2 separate regions of the Homo sapiens genome follow, and region 1 is linked to region 2. Evidence: chromatin contacts called from ENCODE Hi-C data. All regions are on one chromosome and are shown on one strand. Each heading gives the region's core, a stretch centred on a gene start or an enhancer-like site at or near the end of the contact. The rest is flanking DNA. Distances are from core to core; before and after follow the strand shown. Region 1 has its middle 220 kb from the start of ASXL3. Region 2 has its middle 180 kb from the start of ASXL3.

Region 1 (6,688 bases), core at 2,735-5,234, 47 kb after region 2:
AACTGGAGCAAATGGTTTGGAAATGTAAATGCCGGCTCATGCACAAAACCAAACAAGTAAATAAACCAACCAGAGAAGAGATAAAATGGAATCATAATAGTGCTGAATTAACTCAAAAATAAGCAGGAAAACAAGAAATAGGGGATATTATGAATATTATATATAACATCATGCCAAAAAACTTGACATCTTAAATGTGAATGTAGTTCACAAATATTTGCATTTAAATGTTTCTAGCATCTTATTCACAGTAGCCAAACAATTGGTTACAACCTAAATGTCTTTGAACAGATGAGTAAATGAACAACTTATGGTACATAACGCAGTGAAATACTAGTCAGCAATAACAATGAATGAAGTACTGATACACAAAATCACATGGATGACTCTCACAAACATTCTTGGACAAAACAGCCTGAAAAAAGTATATATGCTGTATGCTTCCATTTCTATGAATTTCTATAACAGATGAAATTAAATATAGCTTCTGAATTTAGATCAGTGGTTGCTTGCTGGAAAAGAAAGGGGAAGTGAGGATTATTGGCATGAGAGAACTTTCTTGGGGAATGGAAATATTCCATATCTTAAGATGGTAGTTATATAAGTATATACATTGGTTGAAATGCATTCAACTGTATGTTTAAAACCCATGTGTTTTATCATAGGTAAATTATACCTAATTGAACCTGACTAAATTTTTAATGCAATAATTATGTAGGCTCTGTTAGGTATAAGGCAAAAAGCCTTAACACGACATCATTTCATGGAACTTACAAAAGTTCTTTCTTTTCCACGTAGATGTTGGCCTTCCCTATCAGTTATCTTTAAAAACATTTTGAAACTGGTTTTGATTTAAGGAAGAGTAATATTTTCACAGAGTTTTGTTCTTTTGTTGGTTTTGAAAATACACAGCCACAACTATGTTTAAGAGAATTGGCACGTGCAGAGGTGGACAATAAGCCTCAAGCATTCACTCTCGTCCTTCTCAGATATTTGACACAGTAGTCTCTTGAATGTCAATTTGTTATTTTCTTTGTACAGATGAAAACTTTGAAGCTCAGAAGGCCATATGTTCTCAGACTCACATACAAAGACACAAAAACTCTGGGATTCAGGTGTAGTAATGCCCCCCTTTCATTTTTATGAATAATTAGTTTTCCTTGTATGATTCTATTTATGTACCTCAAGTACTTGTCCATATATTTCAGGAACAAAGAGTGTATTCCTGCCCTACTCCTTCAGAAAAAGCCCTAGAGTTAGGGATGTTTTAAATCCTAGTTTATTGCTGATTATAGACAGATTTAGAGGATAGCAAGAAGCTCTTCAGTTTTTAATATACATAAGATTTTAAAAAACGATATCAGCGGCAATAAATTGAAAGACACCTCAATTTTCTAATTGTACACAAAACTATTTTAGCCTATTTGTTCTTTATTTTAAAAGGTATACTTCCATAGGATAAAATAAAAGGGACATTACATAACACAAATAAAATATTTTAATGTTTATAAACTCCAAAGACTCCTGAATCTTGGTATAATCCAGATCATGATACTGGCCTTTTGTTTCTACCTTAAATATATGTTTTTCTTGTGATATTGCTGCAGATATTAAAAGAGAGGATAGAGGAAGAGGAAAAGTTGGAATGATTTTTGCTATTTTCTTAACATGTCATTTATATAATCTATAGATCTTGGCTAAAAGCATCTAATTGTTCTTTGGAAATTTGACAGCCTGGATTCAATGAGCCACTAGAGGTTTCCCCCATCAATTTCTTAGTACATTTATCTCAGTGTGTATATTTCGGTCTTTTAGTGGTTAGTATGACTCAAGAGATGGTCTAAAATGGAAAATTTACATTTTTGTCATTATTCTTCAATTATTATGTATGAGGCACATAACATATGTTACTTTATTTAAAACATGAATATATAAGCTTGATGTAGCGAATTGATCAGCTGCATCAAGAATGTTATAAAATATAGTTATTAGGTTTAGTAACAACTTTGGAGAGTTGTTACATAATTCTTAGAAATGTTAAAGTGGAAAAAGAAATATACTTTGATTTTGCAGAAACACTCTAGCAAATCAATAGTAATAAATAATTAACTTACTTCATTGGAAAAATTCCTCAACCTCAGACTAACTCACAATTGCATTATTCTTTTTGATCAAATGGTATAAACAAGCCATAGGCAAAACGTTCTGTTGGCTTTAGGATTTGAAACAGATTTTTGATCATTTGCCTGCAGGCCTATCCAATCTTTGTTCTACTGGGTTAAGAATTCAGTGTGCTTATGATGAGAATTAAAGAACCTAAAACATATTCGAGTACATTTTCACTCATGGTTCACAATATTCCATTTATCTCTCTCCATCTCAAGGCTCAGTTTATATTGTTTGTATGTTTTTCTTTGTTGAAAATATATTTTCTCTCTGATAAGCCAAACCCTCTGTTGTATCATTTTTAGAAACCAGCCAAATCACAAGAAGACTTGTTCTGGGGATTAAACAACACACAAATAAATGCATGCTAAAACCCAGTTGTATTAGCCCATTCTCACCCTGCTAATAAAGACATACCAAAAACTGGGTAATTTATAAAGCAAAGGAGGTTTAAAGGATTCACAATTCCATGTTGCTGGGGAGGCCTCACAATCATGGCAGAAGGTGAAGGAGGAGCAAAGGCACGTCTTTCATGGTGGCAGGCAAGACAGCATGTGTAGGGGAACTGCCCTACATCAGATTTTTATCTGATCATCAGATTTCATGAGACTTATTCACTATCAGGAGAACAGCATGGGAAAACCCACCCCCATGATTCAATTACCTCCCACTGGGGCCCTCCCACAACACATAGAGATTATGGGAGCTACAATTCAAGATGAGATTTGGGTGGGGACACAGCCAAACTGTATCACCAGTTAATTGTCATCTGATGTCGTTGAGACTATTACTTGATTTGCTCTTTAAAATCACCTTATGGAGTTTGTCTTTCCCCACCTAGAAGTTGTGATGTGCATGTGTATGTTCCAGTCAAATCCAATGCTTTATCCACTAGGAGGGACTTCTACAGTTTGTAGAAGTTGTGAACAAGGGGGAGAATGGTCATGAACGCTTTCGGGCTGTATTTCTCCATTGCCCCTTGCTTCTCCATTTTTCTGGACTATATTCCCTAAAGCCTAAACTGTGTTTCTTACTGTGCCTAGGAACTGATCCTGCTAAATAAGAACAGTGTATGTATGTATGTGGAGGCTGAGAAGGACTTTCCAGTGAGAGTCAGAGTTAAATTTGACTTCACTTTCGCTTGGCTGCTACAGCTGAGTTTCCTCGTCTCACTACACGGTGAGAAGATACCCATCCAAGGCCATAAAACACTGAAAATTGTATTTTTGAAAAGCCCAGCTGTTACATTGTATATAAAAATATTTTGTTTTATCGTCTCATTTTTTTCTGTTCACAGAGGCTAAAAGGTTGGGTCTTTGGTCAGTGGTAGAAAGTTTATTTGCTCTAGTCCCATTCTTCATTGTAGACTTCTAAAGAGGAATCACTGATAACACAGAATATGGGAAATTAGAGCCAAGTCATCTTTTCTCATTAGCATTCTCAAAAGAAGACAGAGGAGGGAAAGAGAAAGAACTAGAAGGAACTGCCCATAAGAAAAATTTAACTCTTCAAATTTTCATATAAAGGGGCTGAATTCGATGCCCTCAAAAGGCAACTAAGGGGCAGATATTACATATCTGGGGGAAGGATCAATACTGAGGGACTGCTGCTCATCTCCTAGGCCACTTGCATTAGGACAAGCTGTCTAAGTTACATGGGGGTCACCTGACTGGCCAATGTTAAGGTCAGGATTTTGTTCCAGCAGGTGCAAAACCTGTTGTTTACTTAACAATGTTGGCAGCAGCAGCTGCTGCTGCTTGTGCTGTTTCAAAGCAATTAAAGAGTGTGCTGTTTTTGAGGAGGTTGCCAGGTGCTGGCTGCCCCGTGTGCTGTGACAGGCGGGGTGAAATTTCATGGAAACACCTGCCAGCCTCCAAGACAGACCTGTACTAACTGGCTATTATGTACATAGCATTTAATCTTGTGTGGGTTTAGCTGACAGAGCAGGAAGTATGGCTATACCATCCTCCACCAAGGGCTGAAGTGATATGATATGTAAGCACTTTCTTACTTGCCATTGTTGACAAGCATATTTTGAGTAATAAGAGAATTTTATGACTTTACATTTATCAGCTATGTTTGGAGAACATAGAAACACCTCAAATAGAAAAATAGTGTTATTTAAAGACATAACATTTTAGTTATTAATTATCATTTACCAAACTGATTTATAAAACAATAGTGCTATCAAACAATTTTCTCCCAATGCTGAGAAGCTTCTCACTATCTTTCGCTTTATTAACAACTTTCTTCTTAGAATAGCTGACTTGGGAAAAATACCTTAATTCTCATACTAGAAATAAAATAAATAAAAAGAATCACCACAGCTTTTGAATTTATTTGTTTTGGGAAATATATATGTAACTTGGGGCCTTTAGTTTCCTTTTCACAAGCAATAGAAAATTCCTTGTGGAAGAAATAGAAACTTAAAAATTTTCTGAAGGTTAGATCACAACTTTCTTTTTGGTGAAGTAATCCCAGATGAACTCAGGAGACACATACAGACGTCCTTTTAAAACAAACTTGCCAAGCCTTAGCCATCTACCATGAAAACGTTTTTCCATCAATTTTAGAATTGTAGAAACTCAATGAATTCAAAAAGGAGGTCCAGCGATGCTATCTTAAAGCTGTCTCCTATTTTTTTTTAAGTTTTCCATTGAAAATGTGCCTCATATTCTGTTCATAGACAAGGGAGCCATACAGAGCTAACAGTTTGAAGTATCTGAAATGTATCTTCAACCTACCTACCCTGTATATACCCCTCTCTCCCATTTACTTTCCTCTATTAAAACTGCCCCCCCCAGAAGGAAATATAACTTATGCTTACTAAAGCATCAATGATAGCTATAGAATATTCTGTTACATCTCCCTAAAACATTTGCATTTTAGGGAAAAATAATATATATTAACTCAAAGGTAAATATTTTTTAAAAAACAAACATAATTCTGAAATGCTAACAAGAGTGCAGAGAAAGGAGGAATTTGGGAAGCAAAGGTATTTGTGGTTTGCATGCACATTATTCATAACTGTCCCGTTTGTTTCAATCTCCTTGATGAAGTCGATATGTCTTGCCTTGGGAGAGACTGTGTGTTGCACAGAGGAGCAGTAACTTGAGTCTCAGTTTGGCCAGTTGCCAACTGAGTCAAGCTCCTTAAGCCTCTGTTCCTTCATCTGTAAAGATGGAGGTAACAATATCAACACCTTCAACAGAAGGCTGTTGAGGGAATTTCAGTTAAATGACAGTATATGAAAACATCCCGGATAGTACCTCTCACAAGTTAAGGCACTAGAAAAAAATGTGATTTTTTTTCCTTTGGTTAAATTCAAATATTTTTGAGCAGACCAAGTTCATTCTAGGAGCACCTTTGTTGGTTCATATTCATTGAGGTGGAAAATGGCCACATCTTGGCATTTATAGTTGTAAGTGACCACTCAGAATATGATGTATTACTTTATGTGGAAAAGCCTTTTGTGTGAAATGTCTTTCATGCCCTCCTCCCCATCGTTCAAGGAAATAGTTCATAACCATCTGATTTAATGCTCGTGAAACTCCAAGTTAGTTTTACTAACTATATCAAGCTTCATGTAACCTTCAACTTCCCGTTTCATCAGGCACAAACCTTCATTATTGTTCACCATTGTAATTAGGTAGCATTTTAAGACTGTCACAAAATAATTCAGAGGTTATTATACTGGAGGAAAAAAATGTGCTACTATTTCCAAGTTTCTGCCAGGATTCTACATTGCCTCTATCAAAAAATTTTTAAACCATGTTGAGAAGCTGATTTTTTTTAATCAGGAAAAGTACCAGGTGGCAAATATACATTTTATGTAAAATAGAATTGACCTTTTGCATTGCTGAACACAGAAACAGAAGGATAAAAGGATATGGAGTTGAAGCAGATAGAATGCACACAGGAAAAGATAATTCTCTCCTCTGGCAGTCTAATGATATACCCCCTTAGGGATACTATAAGGATTTAATGTTATCAATATGGGATAGTTGATGTATGGAAAAAGCAGAACGGTGTTTTTATAAGAAATAACATAGCCAAATAAAAGTCATTTTCTTTGTAGGGGGTCAGAAGGAAAAAGAATAATGAACTAACTACATGGTGAGTAAAAATATTGTAAAGAAAATATAGAACATATATGTAGAGAAAAATATTTAAAAATGCATTTAGAAGACTCCTGCATTATATTCACCAATACTGGGAACAATGGAGAAGTTGTTCCTTGTTTATTTTAGGTTTTAGAAAAACTCAAGGATGTGGGTTTGGCACATGTCTGTTTTTGATGCTCATTACAATTTGAGGGTATTGCTTTGTCGTTTCATTGGTGTCAGCTGCAGGTAAACAAGTATACTGGATGTGAACTGGATAATACAGTATACTTGATGGAAATAGGATATTGGATGGTTTAATGGTAAGATTAAAAGGGCCGACTTGAGCCAAACAGTCTGGCTTTGATTTATTTCAATTCCAGCTGTGTGCTCTGAGTGAGTTACTTACTTTTTCTCTT
Region 2 (6,985 bases), core at 281-2,780:
AGGGTCTCAGACCTTGAAAAAAATATAGGTTAGTGGGAAAAACAATAAAATAATGTGACAAAAATATAACCAAGACGTGCAAGGTTCAATAAGGAAGGAAGCAACCAAGTGGGTGAAACTAGGGTTGCCAGTGGCTGAGAATGAGACCTCTAGAAGGGCACATGTTTCCCCTCATCTGCCATGGTTTAAGGGCAGTACCACGGGGCAGGAGAGCAAGTTCTTCCCCATCAGTATACCAGTTACTTTCCTGGAACAGGGTTCATCAATAATGAGACTCTTTTTTTCTGATAATGATCTTTTTGAGTTTTATGACCGTCCACTAGAGAAAAAAAAATCAAGCTTGTAAAGAATTAAAGTTAGTTTTATTCAGAAGTCTTACTGGGGACTGTAGACTGAGGACTATAGCCCTGGAGAGATCTTTCAGAGAGGTTCCATCAGACTATTCCAAAACTGTTTTGGCTCATTGCTTATATACAGGCAGTGAAGGTTCAGTACGTGCAAAATCATATCAAATTTTGGGTGCAAGAGTACATCTGGTTATAGACAGTAGAGGCATAATCACTGACCCTGTCAGACATTATCTTATTATAGGAAAAGGCAAGGTCTAGGGTCATTTATCCTTTAAGGAATATGGTGACTTCATTCAAGAGATGTGGGAACCGTGTGCTCTATCCAGTTTTGTCCTCAAAGCATTCTTCCAGAGAACTGCATCTTGTCACAGAGTCAGGGGCTTTGTGAAATTATGCTGGCAGGCAGAAGTGAGCAAACATGGCTTTCTATATTTACTACTTTGTCTCACAGATCTTTTACATAGTTCAGAGCTCTGTCCCCAAAGCCTTCTTTCATGAATCTAGGAATTTGTTCAGATGTTGGTAATGTTAATAATTGACGTTTTAAAAGTTAACATATTGAAACAATATTTACGGTGCCTGATGTCCTTGGTGGTCATTGACTCTTTAATACTTTTTAAAAAATATAAAACATATTCCTGTATGTAAAAGTTAACTAGTGTTACAGAGACTGTTACCGAAACCAATGCCAAAAAATGGAGTATCTTGATATAAATTGCAATGTGAGCAATTAATTTTTTTAAAAGAGAAGAAATTGCTTCTGACTATTCATATTAATAGGTTTCAAATAAGAAAACAAAGAGTTACACATGCAAGCTGCAAGTTTGGATTGAAGTCAGGGAACTTATAAATGTGTCATGCAGTACTTTTGAGAAATAAAAGCTCCCCACTCTGCTGGTGATCACAGAAGGAAAATATTTTGATCATTGCAGAAAATGAAAAAGCATACAAGAGTCATCCAGCTGATAACACCAAGATATATATAGTGCCAGAGATTAGCTTCACCTGTATCAGTATTTTTCCAAGAAATGCTCGCCTGTTTAAGTGAATCCTACCACTCTCTTAATTCCACACTGGTGACTGAGGACATAAGCGATGACTGTCACTCCATAGAGAAGCCTCGTCTGTAGCACCAAGTGGTCCACGCTGCATTGTCATCCTGCCCCAGCTGTGAGAGCATGACGTTGGGTGATTCACATTCCTGCTCCGTGTCTGACTCATCATCTTGCCCACAGGCCAAACCCATCTTTTATCACCTCTTGCTTGCAAATATTTATCTTAAAGCCATCTGGCAACCTAATGTTTTAAGTATCTTGATAAGTATTTATTTGAAGATATTGTGAAACTAAGAAATTTTAAGTTTAGATTTAGTGAGAAATTGCATTTTCCTATTTTCAAAAAGAGATATTTTAACTTCCCTTTCTACTTAAGTAAAACATGTCATCTCACTGAATATAAAAAGACCTCACTCCTTGACCTTTAATACTTGTCAAGGGATTCTAAAGATGAAGGCACTTTCAGTGCCAAAATTCATCCAACGTTCAAAAGCAAAAATTTTTTTCATCACCATCTCTATGCTAGGCCCTGAATTACAGGGAATACATGGTTTTTCTCATGACTTGATTTTTCAAGAAAATTTGAACCATAAAACATTATCATAAGGTGGAAGAAATTTATCAGAAATGCCATTCAAATGTACCTTTCTGGGCCATCCTATTTTCCAGAACAGCTTGCATATGGATGGAGAGAATAATTGAGGAATGCAAGTTCTGAAAAGATGTCTCTTTTGAAGTTATATTTAATTTCCAGACTGCTTTATCCAGGCTCAGAGTCAAAATATTTAGCAATATAGTAGAAGATGCAAAATAGTTTTCTGCATCTTCTATTGGGGAAACTATACTTTCTAATATAAAATGGAGAGAAAGAAAGAAAAACTCCTATATATGGAGAATGGTTTGTCATCAAATTTGGCTCATCTGGAGAAAACAGCACAGATGGTCTAGCTTGCTTCAGGACTGCAGTTTCGTGCCATGCATGATTCACCAGAGAAGGTAAATCAGCATCTGCTCATTTCATTTTGTGTTCACTGTTGTAGTAATAGGTAGTAATGTGCATTAACATTCTTTTGTTGCTAGACCTTAGCAAGCAAATGAGTGTTATTTTCTAGCTAAATTAGAGACTATTTTTTCTATAGTTTTACATTCAGATTAATGAAGCAATGCTGAAAAAAATAAAACCACCTTTGCCCGCTTACTAAGATTTGGGACCTCTTCACTTGGAACACCCTTTGGTCAAGACCTAAAAGTAATTTCCTTCTTTTTTTTTTTTTTTTTTTTTTTTTAAGAAAAAGACTATCAAAGTAATTTCTCAGAAAGGAAAAACTGGGCTCTGTAATCAGTTATTCTAACACATGGTTGTTTATTAAAATATGGTCATGGGACATTTCTGTTTGTGACTGTGAAGGTGGATTTTAAAACATCCTTCCACACACGGATTTGACCTGTTTTTATGTTTCATAGTTGGCTCATATAAATATTACAAAAAATGAATGTTAACTTTAATAATGGAAAAATATGATTTCCTGACTCATAGTTTAGCAAATAGATTTATGCAAATCTGATGAAGTTAGTTTCTGTGTGGAAAGCAAATGTCTTTCTGGACTGTGCACGATACAGATCCCTATATTCCTTTTTGGTCATTCCCTGAGTTATATCTTATGGTTACAGGGAGCTACAATTCATTTATGGTGAGCCTTATCTATCTCTGGACTAAAAGTTACTGAAGAGAAGTTGTAGTATCTCTTCTACTTTGGTATCTGTAGTAGCTTCCATCGTGCGTAACATAGGGATAGTTCATTAATACACACAAGAAATGTTTGTATCATAGATTCCTCTTTGCTAGGGCATGACAGAGATACTGTGGGTACCACAGTGAACAAATTGTCATCATTCTTGAGCTTTTATTCCAGTGGATGGAGACAGGTAACAAAGAGAGAAATACAAAACATGTATAGTATATTTGAAAGTGATAAGTGCTATAAAGGAAAACAAAGCATTGTAAGTACATAAAAAAAAATCAAAGTATGGAGGTTGTAATGTATAAAGGGTTCCCAGAGAAGGCCTGGCTGAAAAGGTGCTATGAACTGAAATGTGGCCCCCCTACCAAATTCATAAGCTGAACCTCTATACCCAATGTAACTGTATGTGGATATAAGACCTATAATGAGGTAATTAAACTTAAATAAGGTCATAATGGTGGGGCTGTAATCCAAGAAAATTGGTGTCCTTATAAGAAGAGTGAGACACCAGATATCTCTCTGTCCATGTGAGCATGGAGGAAAGACCATGTGAGGACACAGAAAGAAGGCTGCCATCTGCAAGCCAGAAAGAGAGACCTCTCCAGAAACCAACCCTGCTGGCACTTTGATTTTGGACTTCCAGCATCCAGAACTGTGAGAAAATAAATTTCTATTGTTGAAGCCACCAGTCCATGGTATTCTGTTGTGCAGCCCAAGATAATTGAGAGGGAAAGAATATTTGCGTAGAGAATGGAAGAAAGTGTGAAGGTGTGGGACCATGTCAAGTGGACAACAAGTGGAGAGACTTCCCATGCAGAGGCAGAAACAAATGTAAGGCTCTGGATCCCAGTGTACTATGGTAGGTAATTAAAATAAAATTACTCTCAGAATCTCCTACTAAGAAGAGGAGGCTCCTATAGAAGGTAAGATAATGAACTTGTAAGGCTGTCTGTTTATCAAGGTTCTTGCATGAGTGATGAGATCAGCTATTTTCGAAGACCTAACTTGACAAAAAGTATAACTTTTTCAGTAAATGATTTAAATTATTTATTTTTCCTTTGCCCATGTCATTAGACTTCTAAGGAAAAGTTGGATTATTTATTCACCAAGCAAGATAATAAAGGGCCTTATGTATTAATCATTTTATCTCAGGCTTTGCTAGATCTAAAGCCACCTCTGAGAACTAAGAAGTTGGTTTTCTCATTTTCAGATAAAGTAAGAGTCAAAGATACTAAGTCAACTGAAGGAATCCACTTTCTCCAAAGGTCCTGCCCTTTATAAACCATGAGTTTTAGGTAAATGTCAGCGTGCGTGGACTGCTCCAGTCTTCTTTGTTGTGAGTAGCTGTACTTTTTTCTTTTCTTTAGAGGCAGGTCCCCACTCTGTCACTCAGGCTGGAATGCAGTAGTGTATCATGGCTCACTGTAACCTCAAACTCCAGGGCTCAATTGATCCTCTCACCTCAGCTTCCAGAGTAGCTGTGATTATAGGCATGAGCCACTGCACCTGGCTAGCTGTAAATTTTAAGAAAACTGTCAGTAGAGATATGTTTTTGTTTAGTGGAGTATTTCGTTATATTTTTTTCAAAACTTCTGAACACTGTATACACCACTTGACCTGTACTTGACAATTAGAGCCTGTAAAATGCAAAGTCTTAAAAAATCCAAAAAACATAAATTCAAGGTTTGCCTTTCAATAAAGTCTATAAAAGCATCTGCTCTGAATACTCCCTTGCCATATTTAAGTACCATGGAGAAGAAAGAAACTAGTAAGCATACAATAACTCTATACTGAACCAGGAAGAAACTTCGTCTGGCTGGCTATACCTCTACCTTTCTGCATATTGCCTGACAGAATACTAGAGTTGAAAGAACACACACCATAGGACCAGAAAGTCTTGTTTGAATTCAGATTTTGACATTTACAAACAATGTAACCTGGGTTACTTAACCCAACTGACCATCCAAGCTTACCTATAAGATGGAATTATGGTAACCTGGCAAGATTGTTGTGAGGGGTAGAATACATATATACTGCTTAGCATAATGTTTGTTGTATGTTATGATCACAATATGTGATCTCTAGTATTCAAAGAGTCATACTCTTCCTAACAGAGTCTTCAAAGCCTGCATTTTGAAGTTGGAAATGAACTCTTGATAAACACCATTGTTCCCTTAATATTACCCTAATGTTAGGATATATCATCATTTCCACTTAATAAAGGAAGAAATTGAGACAAATGAAAGCTAAATGTTCTTCCAAGTTTGTGCATTTTCTATTAATGTTATTGTTGAGGTCATCTGCCTATATAATTTTATTCAGATTGCCAGTGGTTCTGAAACTTTAAAGTGCATTGAAATAGATGCAGAATTCTGGCCCTCACCCTTGAGGTTTTGATGTAGGATGACTCTTAAGTGATTCTAATCAGAAAGTTCTAATCAGAAAGCAACAAATTCATTGTACCAGAATCTTTCTCTATATAAACTATTTATATACTACTTAACATTGGAAGGCTGAAAATCATTGGCTACCTAGCCTTCAAAACTAACAACAGTTATCTGTAAAAGTAAATATTAGAAAAATTGGCAAATATTTAACAAAAGAGAACTGATTATATAAATTGGTCTAGCCATGTGGGAATATTATGCAATCACCATATAGAATATTGAGAAAAATAACCAATGACATGTAACTTGTACTATGTTGAGTGAAAAATGAGTGAACACTTAAAAATGTTATGTAAAAATGACCTCTTTATTTATTTATTCTCTTTTTTGAGATGGACTCTCGCTCTGTCACCCAGGATAGAGTGCAGTGGTGAGATCCTGGCTCACTGCAACCTCCACCTCCCGGGTTCAAGCAATTCTCATGCTTCAGCCACCCGAGTAGCTGGGATTACAGGTGCCCACCACCATGCCTGGCTAATTTTTGTATTTTTAGTAGAGACAGGGTTTCACATGTTGGCCAGGCTGGTCTCGAATTCCTGACCCCAGGTGATCCTCCCACCTCAGCCTCCCAAAAGTGTGGGATTGCAGGCATGAGCCATGGCACCCAGCCAATTGGTATTGCTGAAAAAACAACTCTACATCAAAAAAGAGAATATATATAATCGCAAGTGACTATTAATGTTTAATTCTAGGTGTGAAGATTGTGAGTAAATTTATTTGTCTTTTCTAAATTCTTCATTTCTTCTCTCAATATGTGTGACTTCTGTTAGCAGGTTTCTATGGCTATTAAAAGTAATAGCAACTTTTAAGTATGGGGAAAGCAACTATGCAAATTCACAAAGCCATTCTAGGTAATATTAAAAATTATATTCATAGAATATTAGGTAGTTAAGTTTGTTTTAAATGTTTATTTTTCTCATAGTTGAATATGCTAGTTTATATTACAGAGATTAATTAGATGAATATTATCTATCATATGATATTTTATTGAAAATAATAGTCTTTTAGCATGCTACATGATAAATGATAGGATTAAACAATAAGATAGTACATTGGTACAGGGTATTTATTACATTTCTGCTGCCACCCAGTGGCTGCTCCATCTGTTTTATATATATTGCTCATCTAGCTAATTGTCCAGTAAAGTTGCTCACAAAGAGCACTCTTGTAGGTAGAATCAACTTGCTCTGAAGCAGCAGTGATTTTCTAGGTCTAGGAATAACCAATTAAAGCATATCAAGTCAGAGAGAAATCTTTCCACAGAACAACAGTAAGATGTTTTGAGTCCACATGGCTAATCTGCCAACAGACATTATTTGTGCTGCAAATTATAGAATCTTTTTCTTGCTATAACAGAGTCCTTCTTAAGCTAATTTTTCATAAGTCTTGTG

Evidence for each region. Hi-C counts contacts between places; a loop is a spot of excess contacts on that map. Pooled maps may share reads with other maps.
Region 1: a map of heart left ventricle shows a loop between it and region 2 (2.3-fold over the local background). The contact joins two enhancer-like sites. A Hi-C loop is called at or near these places in 1 of 168 maps with a recorded cell type or tissue (heart left ventricle) and 1 of 50 pooled maps.

Annotation. Positions count from the first base shown.
Region 1 is chr18:33,799,172-33,805,859 of GRCh38, forward strand. No RefSeq gene overlaps it. Among named protein-coding and RNA genes, the nearest start is that of ASXL3, 220 kb to the left of the region's middle. Within about 2 kb of position 3,985, at least 4 of the 41 ENCODE cell types and tissues checked have a DNase peak (open chromatin) inside an H3K27ac peak, as active enhancers do.
Region 2 is chr18:33,754,866-33,761,850 of GRCh38, forward strand. No RefSeq gene overlaps it. Among named protein-coding and RNA genes, the nearest start is that of ASXL3, 180 kb to the left of the region's middle. Within about 2 kb of position 1,531, at least 2 of the 41 ENCODE cell types and tissues checked have a DNase peak (open chromatin) inside an H3K27ac peak, as active enhancers do.